Linked DNA regions of Homo sapiens: region 1 is linked to region 2. A link is a contact called in ENCODE Hi-C data. All regions are on one chromosome and are shown on one strand. The core of a region is the stretch at or near the end of the contact, and the rest is flanking DNA. Distances in the headings are between cores, read along the strand shown.

Region 1 (3,341 bases), core at 401-2,900, 6.4 Mb before region 2:
GGTAATTTACAAAAGTGTAAAGCACTCAAGTCCATAGGAGGCACTTGATACATGTAGATCCACTCAACATACACCTATTTTAGTATTAACAGATAAAGATACTTAAAAACTGCCAAAGTGAAATTAATAAATGTTTAAATATGTACCTAGAAATATTAAAAAATGGTAAGCTTTCCAATGATGTTACACTGTAGTCTTTTAAATGGTTTAGTCACAAACAGAAAAGTGTATTTGTGATGTTTAGACAATAATAGCTAATCGTGAGGATCAGTGAAATTGTTTACTTTTATACACCACTGTGGAGTTGGTACCACCATTCTACAAAGCAGTTTGACTGTATCAAGAATGTTTGTTTTTACCCTTTGACCCAGTAATTGTATTAAAGTTGATTCTAAATAATTAGAAATGTGCATAGGTTTATCATCAAGGATGGTAATATCAATGGACTTTAGTGGTTAGCAATAATGGAACAGGATGGTACATTCTGATAAAGGATAATAATGCATCATTAAAGATCCATGTTTTTGTAATACGGGAAAATATTCATGAAACTACATACATCATTAAAAAACATTTGTTTCCCCACTTTGAAGGATAAGATCCTAGGAAAGAGAGATGACAGGCACAGGCTCTGTCTTTAGAACGTGTTCAAATTCCGGCTTTGTTAGTTTTATGATCCTAAGTTCCTTTCTGTCTCAGTAATTTGCCTGTATAATGATTGAAACTATAGTACTGTACCTACACCATGGGGTGAATGCATGAAGGTCAAATGAAAGTGCTTAGTGTCTGTACCGCCTAAGTAAATTTTCGCGATAATAGTCTTCCTGCATCTCTCACTGTAGCGGACAATACAGAAAAAAAAATTTAGAAATGTGATGAATTAGTAAAGGGAAAACCCCATGAGACTCTATAAGAGGGATTTTACCTAATCTGCCAACCTGCCTCTTCCAAGCACTCGGATTTTGGTTGGGCTCCCGGAGCCGGCGTGAATTGAGCTCTACCCTTGCCCGTGAGCGCGCAAAAGAGATTTTGTTGGTGGGGTGGCGGCCTGATGAGTTGTAGTCTTTATTCTAGGGCTGTTTTACTCGCCACCCCCCCAGCCCCCAACACACCCCTTTTAAAATACCGACTCAAAGGCGTCCTCCTATCCCCCTCTCCCTTAGGCGTCACGCAAAGCTCGGACCTGCTCCCACCCGGAGCCGAGTGTACGGTGAGGCGCGGAGCGTTGCGGGGTCGGGGAAGCGCTACCACCCGCTCCATCCCTCTGCGGGTTCGTGTCACGAAGACTACAGTTCCCAGCGGGCTCCACGAGCTCCGGTTGCCCCTCAGGCAGCGCCCGGCGGCTACGGGGGTGCTGTAGTTTCTTCCGGGCTCCCTACAACCTTCTTCCCTCTCCTCCGCAATACAGGCAGTTACTGGGTGCTGGGGCTGTCCTTTGATTTCCGGAAATGGCCGGTCGCCAGTGTTGTCAGAGTTTCCACGGAAGACTGCGCGCTACTCCGGCCAGGAGGGCGGAGCGGCGAGACGCTAGAGGCTTTGCGCTGGGTGACGACTTCGGGCACGTTCTACGGCCGTTCCTCTGGTCGGCTGGGGACCGCGGCCGCGCACGCGCGGCGGGGGGCGTGGGGCTGGGCCCAGCCGGACGCGACCTCAGCCTGCGGCGGCTAACTGCCGGTAGGCGTCTGTGTGCGCCGCCAAGTCGGTGGGGCGGGGACGCGAGGTGTGGATGGGGGGTCGCCTTGACCTCTGCCTCAGCCAGTAGCGCAGTCTCGGCCTCGCCGTTACGGAGATGGTGCCCTGGGTGCGGACGATGGGGCAGAAGCTGAAGCAGCGGCTGCGACTGGACGTGGGACGCGAGATCTGCCGCCAGTACCCGCTGTTCTGCTTCCTGCTGCTCTGTCTCAGCGCCGCCTCCCTGCTTCTTAACAGGTAACGCCGCAGCGCGGAGCCTGGGCGGCGGCTTTTCTCCGAAGGTGCAGACGCCCGGCCCGTGCTGCTTAACCGTGCGGAGGCCGCGTAGCTGCGGGACTGGGGACCAGTGGGGAGAGCGAGCTCCGCAGAGGAGCGGCCTCGGGGAGCACGGCGGAGCGTCGAGGCCGGAAGCACAGGCCGGTGGGGTGGGGTTGATTGCCTCCTTTCCCGAGGCTTCGTCTCCTGAGCTACCTTTTTCTCATCCATTTCTCAAAACGAGTTCTTCATCTTCGTTGCTTTTCAAAAGTGAAATCCGTGTGTCGGCTCAAATTGAGACTGTACACAGGCAGTCAAGTCAGCTGACGGAGGAGTGTTCAAGGTCCAGTTCGTAGCCGCAATTTTAGGCAGAATCCGCACACCTGCAGCGCGTTCTTCCATCTCCCCACCTCCCACCCCCTCAGCTTGCAGCTGAAGCTTTTCCCGCAGTATTGTTGAATAAAACAGACGATCATAAAGATTTGTTGGACAGAAATCAGAAAGCAAAGTGGTACCCGTCCCAACATCCTTAGAATTTTTTATTTTTGAGACGGAGTCTCGCTCTGTCACCCAGGCTGGAGTGCAGTGGTGCGGTCTCGGCTCACCGCAAGCTCCTCCTCCCGGGTTCACGCCATTCTCCTGCCTCAGCCTCCCGAGTAGCTGGGGCTACAGGCGCCCGCCACCACGCCACCACGCTACCACGCTAATTTTTTTGTATTTTTTTTTTTTTTTTTTAGTAGAGACGGGGTTTCACCGTTTTAGCCAGGATGGTCTCGATCTCCTGACCTCGTGAGCCGCCTGCCTCGGCCTCCCGAAGTGCTGGGATTACAGGCGTGAGCCACCGCACCCGGCCACATCCCTATAATATTCTTAAGAGGACTTGATGCCACCCTCCCCAAAAAAACCTGAAATATTCCGAAAGGTTAAAATTGATAAATTCAATTGACATTTTGAAATCAGAAGATTCTGCCCCCGAAATAAACTTGTTTTACTTCATTTTACTATTTCAAGAAATTGTTGCGATGCAATAGGTAGTAGAGGAGACTTTTCCATTAAAATTAACACCAGATTTGCTTTTGGTGGAAAGAAATCTGAGATAGTTCTCATTGACAGCATCCGCAAGCTGTTTTCTCTGATGTTTTGAACAGGCAACCATTCTTACTCTTTATCTTAAGGTAGTTGATTCCCAAGGATAGCAACAGGGAGGAATGCGCAAGGAATTTGGTAACTTCATTTTTCTCTGGTGTAACCATTATTTGTGACTATGTTGAAGTTAGATTTCTTCCCTAAAAGTGGCCTTGCTTTCTTGTTGATTCTTGGTTTAAATATTATTGAGCTTAAATAGTAGTTGATGTTTTACTGAGAAGTGTGCTCTGTGATGGTGAGATGTTTGA
Region 2 (3,515 bases), core at 548-3,047:
CATCTTCATTATAAATATTATTTTAATGATAAAATTATTAACTTGTAAATTTTTATCTAGCTCTAAGCAATTGGTTTTTATCTTAATTCGTTTCAGTATACTATTGTCATTCACTGAATGCCCAAGAACAGGGAATCTATCAAAAATGATTAAGATCATGTCAAAAGGACACAAGCACTAATTTGAAAGGGTATGCATTGGCTAAAGATGTGGTAATAGGAGCATTAAAAAGGTAATAATAATGATAGCAATACACTGATGCACACCAAATATGTAAAAATCCATGAGTTCATAAAGATGTTCCAAAAAAGAAAGTAATCAACCACCTCTGGAGAGTACTAGATCAATTAATGTATTCTGAAAATTACTAAAGAAAAAGTGAAATATTAAACTTCATTGCTTTTTTAATACATATTTAATACATGATATTTTTAATACATATTTGCAGCCTCTGTGTTACCAAAGTGGATTTGGCCATATTTGTAATGTAAGGCTTCAACACATTTTCCTATGATGTGAGCTTTGCCTGCTAAGATGATTCTGAAACTAACTTTGCCCAATTTTGCTTTTTCTATAATTTCATATGAATGCAATCATTCAGTGTGGTCTTTTGTATTTGACTTCTTTCGTACAGCACTTTGTTTTTGATATTCATCCATGTAGGAAAATTTTTTATTGTTTTTTATTGCTGAATAGTATTCCACTGCATGTGCTCATCACAATTTGCTTACCCATTCACTAGCGCTTTTCCTGCATCTGCTGAAAGGATTGTTTTTCCCCCTTTATTCTATTAATCCTGCCAATTACATTGATTGATTCTCAGATATTAAAAAAGCAGCTTTGCATTCCCAAGATAAGCCCCACAGGTCATGATGTATTGTCCCTTTAAATGTTGTTGAGTTTCATTTACTAAAATTTTGTTCACGACTTTTGTGTCTATGTTTATGAGTGATATTGGTCTGTAACTCTCTTTTGAAGTCTTTCACTGGTTTTGGTATCAGAGTAAATCTGGTCTCATAAAATGAATTCAGAAATATTTTTGCAATGCTCATTTTATGCCTTGCAGAACTTTGAGAAATATTACGCATAAAGTGTAACATGACGGGTGTCATTCAAATATATGTCTCAAATATAAAATAATCAGTTTTTGCCTTGTTCTTTCTTTTCCTAATTTCCGTAACAAACATGTCCTATTCGTCTTCACATCTAGTTTGAAGTTAGCTGAATTAGTGAGTGATTTATAATCACAGATTTCAGAAAATTAGAGCTAAGTGATTTTAGGGACTGTTGTCACTATATATCTAGGGGGGGAAACTGAGGCCTTTAGAAGTTGCCACGCTCTTCCAGTACAGAGTACCTTCCCACGCTTTACAGATTCCCACCATGTAACATTCATTAAAAGCCTTTATGGGTAGGAAATGAATAAGGTACCTGCTGTGTATATATTTACATTATAAAGTTTACGTATTCATTCTTACTCTTTTTCCTTCCTATGAAGACACACACTGTTCTTATTCTTACAATCTCAAAGAGAGAGCAGCGAAACAATGAAACTTCAGGATTGTGTGGCCTGGAGGCTACTAGTTGAACTGGGCATGCTCAGTCGCCAGGCAGATTTTTTTCGGTGAAGTGGAAACTACAACAGCGCGTACCGCGCGCGGAGGTGGGCGTGCCCTCGTGGAATTTAGAACGTTGCCTCAGCCAATGGGGCCTCGCGGCCGGCTGGCGGGGCTCCTCATTGGAGCAGCAGGGAGGCGAGCAGAGGGCCCCCAGAGGGAGCCGCGGAGGTGCAGGTCGAAGAGGCCGGGCTACGTCGTGCCCTGCGCGTGAGCAGCTGCAGAGGCAGAGGCAGCATCCAGCGGCGGCGCCAGCAGTTCCAGTCCGTTGCTTTACTTTTTGCTTCACCGACATAGTCATTATGCCGAAGAGAAAGGTAAGTCTTACCAAAAAAAGATTTCAAAAGCCTTCAAATTCTGCTTACAGTAAATGCTGGCATTGCAATGGCTCGCGCAGAACGCGCGCGGTAGTAACCCGGGGATTGGGAATCTTTGCTCCTCCACGCTTGTTTTTAGATGCCTGTTGCAGACGTTCCTCTCTCTGTCCCCCCTACCCACTCCGTCCTCATCGATCTCTTAATGTTACTTTCTCTCCAGTGACGCGGTTTCCCTTCTTTTTGAACTCATTCTCGCTGGAATGTTTTCCACCCCCAACAACAAGAAGCAAAAGCGGCTTTCCATTCCGAAAGGGAGTTTCCTCTTTGCAAACTGCCAGGTTGCGAATTAGTGTGAAGGGAAAACAGCGAGAGGAGAAAAACAAGTACAAGCGTAAGGAGAGGGAAGAAAATAAATCAGGCAAATGTTGGGATTATTCCCATGCGGCTGTACTCGCGGGCTGGGTGCGCTGCGGTGGCTCCTAGGCTAAGGGAAAGAGAAAGCCATGTTTAAAATAGCGCTCACCCTCCTGCTCGCCTCCGCTGCAGACCCGTATGTACCAACTCCAGTGTCAATCAGGGCTGGGGCCGGCGAGGCGGGGCCTGGCGGCCTGGACCTACCCGCAGTTCGGGGCGGGAGCGGTGGAGTTGGCAGCGTGGAAGACGGGACGGCGCCGGGGCGTCCAATATGGCTCGTCCAAGGTCAGGGGGCCACCAGGTCCTCCCCAGCGACTGGAACCCACACTCGGTTGGGGAAGGCGGGGTCCGCGCGCTATCCGCCCCTCTGCGCGTCTAGCGAACTGGAGTCATTTTTGTCTTGTCTTCCGCCCCTTGCGGACTGTCCTCTTCTGCGCAGGCCCCGGACACCAACTACTACATTCAGGGACACAAATCTCCCTCGGGGTGGGGCTTCGACTTGTCCCGGGGAGGGAAGGGAAAGGTTTCCTCCTCCCTGAGAAATCAGTGAGGATTTCTCAGCTGGTTCCTAAGCAAGTGCTTTGCACCCTCCCACCGCCAGCCTCAGTGTTTCCAACAGTGTCAACGAGTGTGGGTATTAAATTTGAAGCAAAATTACACCTAATGTCTTGCTTTATCAAAGACCATGGACTAATTTGTGTGTGAGAGTGACTGCATTATTTTAAAATACTGAAGTTTTAAAAATTCAAAAGCTTTCCCCTTCTTATATGTTATTACTAAAAATTGGGTAGAAACTTGTCTCCTACCCCACTTTTTAAAAATAATTGAAAGTGTTTAAAAGTCTTAGAGTTTGTTGTGCACATACTGTGTCCCTCACGCTGTGCAGAATTTGACTTGCATTATCTCATTTAATCCTGAAAACAGCTTGAGCGGTGTTACCCCCATTCAGCTGGGACTTAAAGACATAAATTGTCCTGCATCTCACCAACCAATAACTACTAGTAAAGATTTAATCAGATGCTATAGATGCCAAAGTCTTATTCTCACCCATTTCGTACTCACTTACGAAAGGGTGGGTCAAGAGGAATTAAGGAAATCCAAAGGTACTCCCAGTTTAAGAAGACAGATGGCATATTAAGAGCACTAATACTTGAGATTTATTATTTAA

What was found. A loop is a pair of places that touch in the nucleus more often than their neighbours do. Pooled maps may share reads with other maps.
Region 1: a loop to region 2 is called in a pooled map, with 10 times the contacts of the local background. The contact joins the promoter of SNX14 here to the promoter of HMGN3 in region 2. A Hi-C loop is called at or near these places in 5 of 50 pooled maps.

The regions. Positions count from the first base shown.
Region 1 is chr6:85,592,167-85,595,507 of GRCh38, reverse strand. SNX14 (sorting nexin 14) reads left to right here and starts at 1,650. Exons shown (of 29, transcript NM_153816.6): 1 at 1,650-1,929. The coding sequence starts at 1,790. RefSeq lists enhancers at 1,358-1,477, 1,788-1,957, 1,406-1,989, 1,990-2,573, 2,574-3,159 and a silencer at 1,508-1,727.
Region 2 is chr6:79,232,964-79,236,478 of GRCh38, reverse strand. HMGN3 (high mobility group nucleosomal binding domain 3) reads left to right here and starts at 1,797. Exons shown (of 7, transcript NM_001201363.2): 1 at 1,797-1,933. The coding sequence starts at 1,919. HMGN3-AS1 (HMGN3 antisense RNA 1) reads right to left here and starts at 2,805. Exons shown (of 2, transcript NR_040671.1): 1 at 2,552-2,805; 2 at 1-2,417. RefSeq lists enhancers at 1,679-2,468, 2,469-3,259 and a silencer at 2,472-2,521.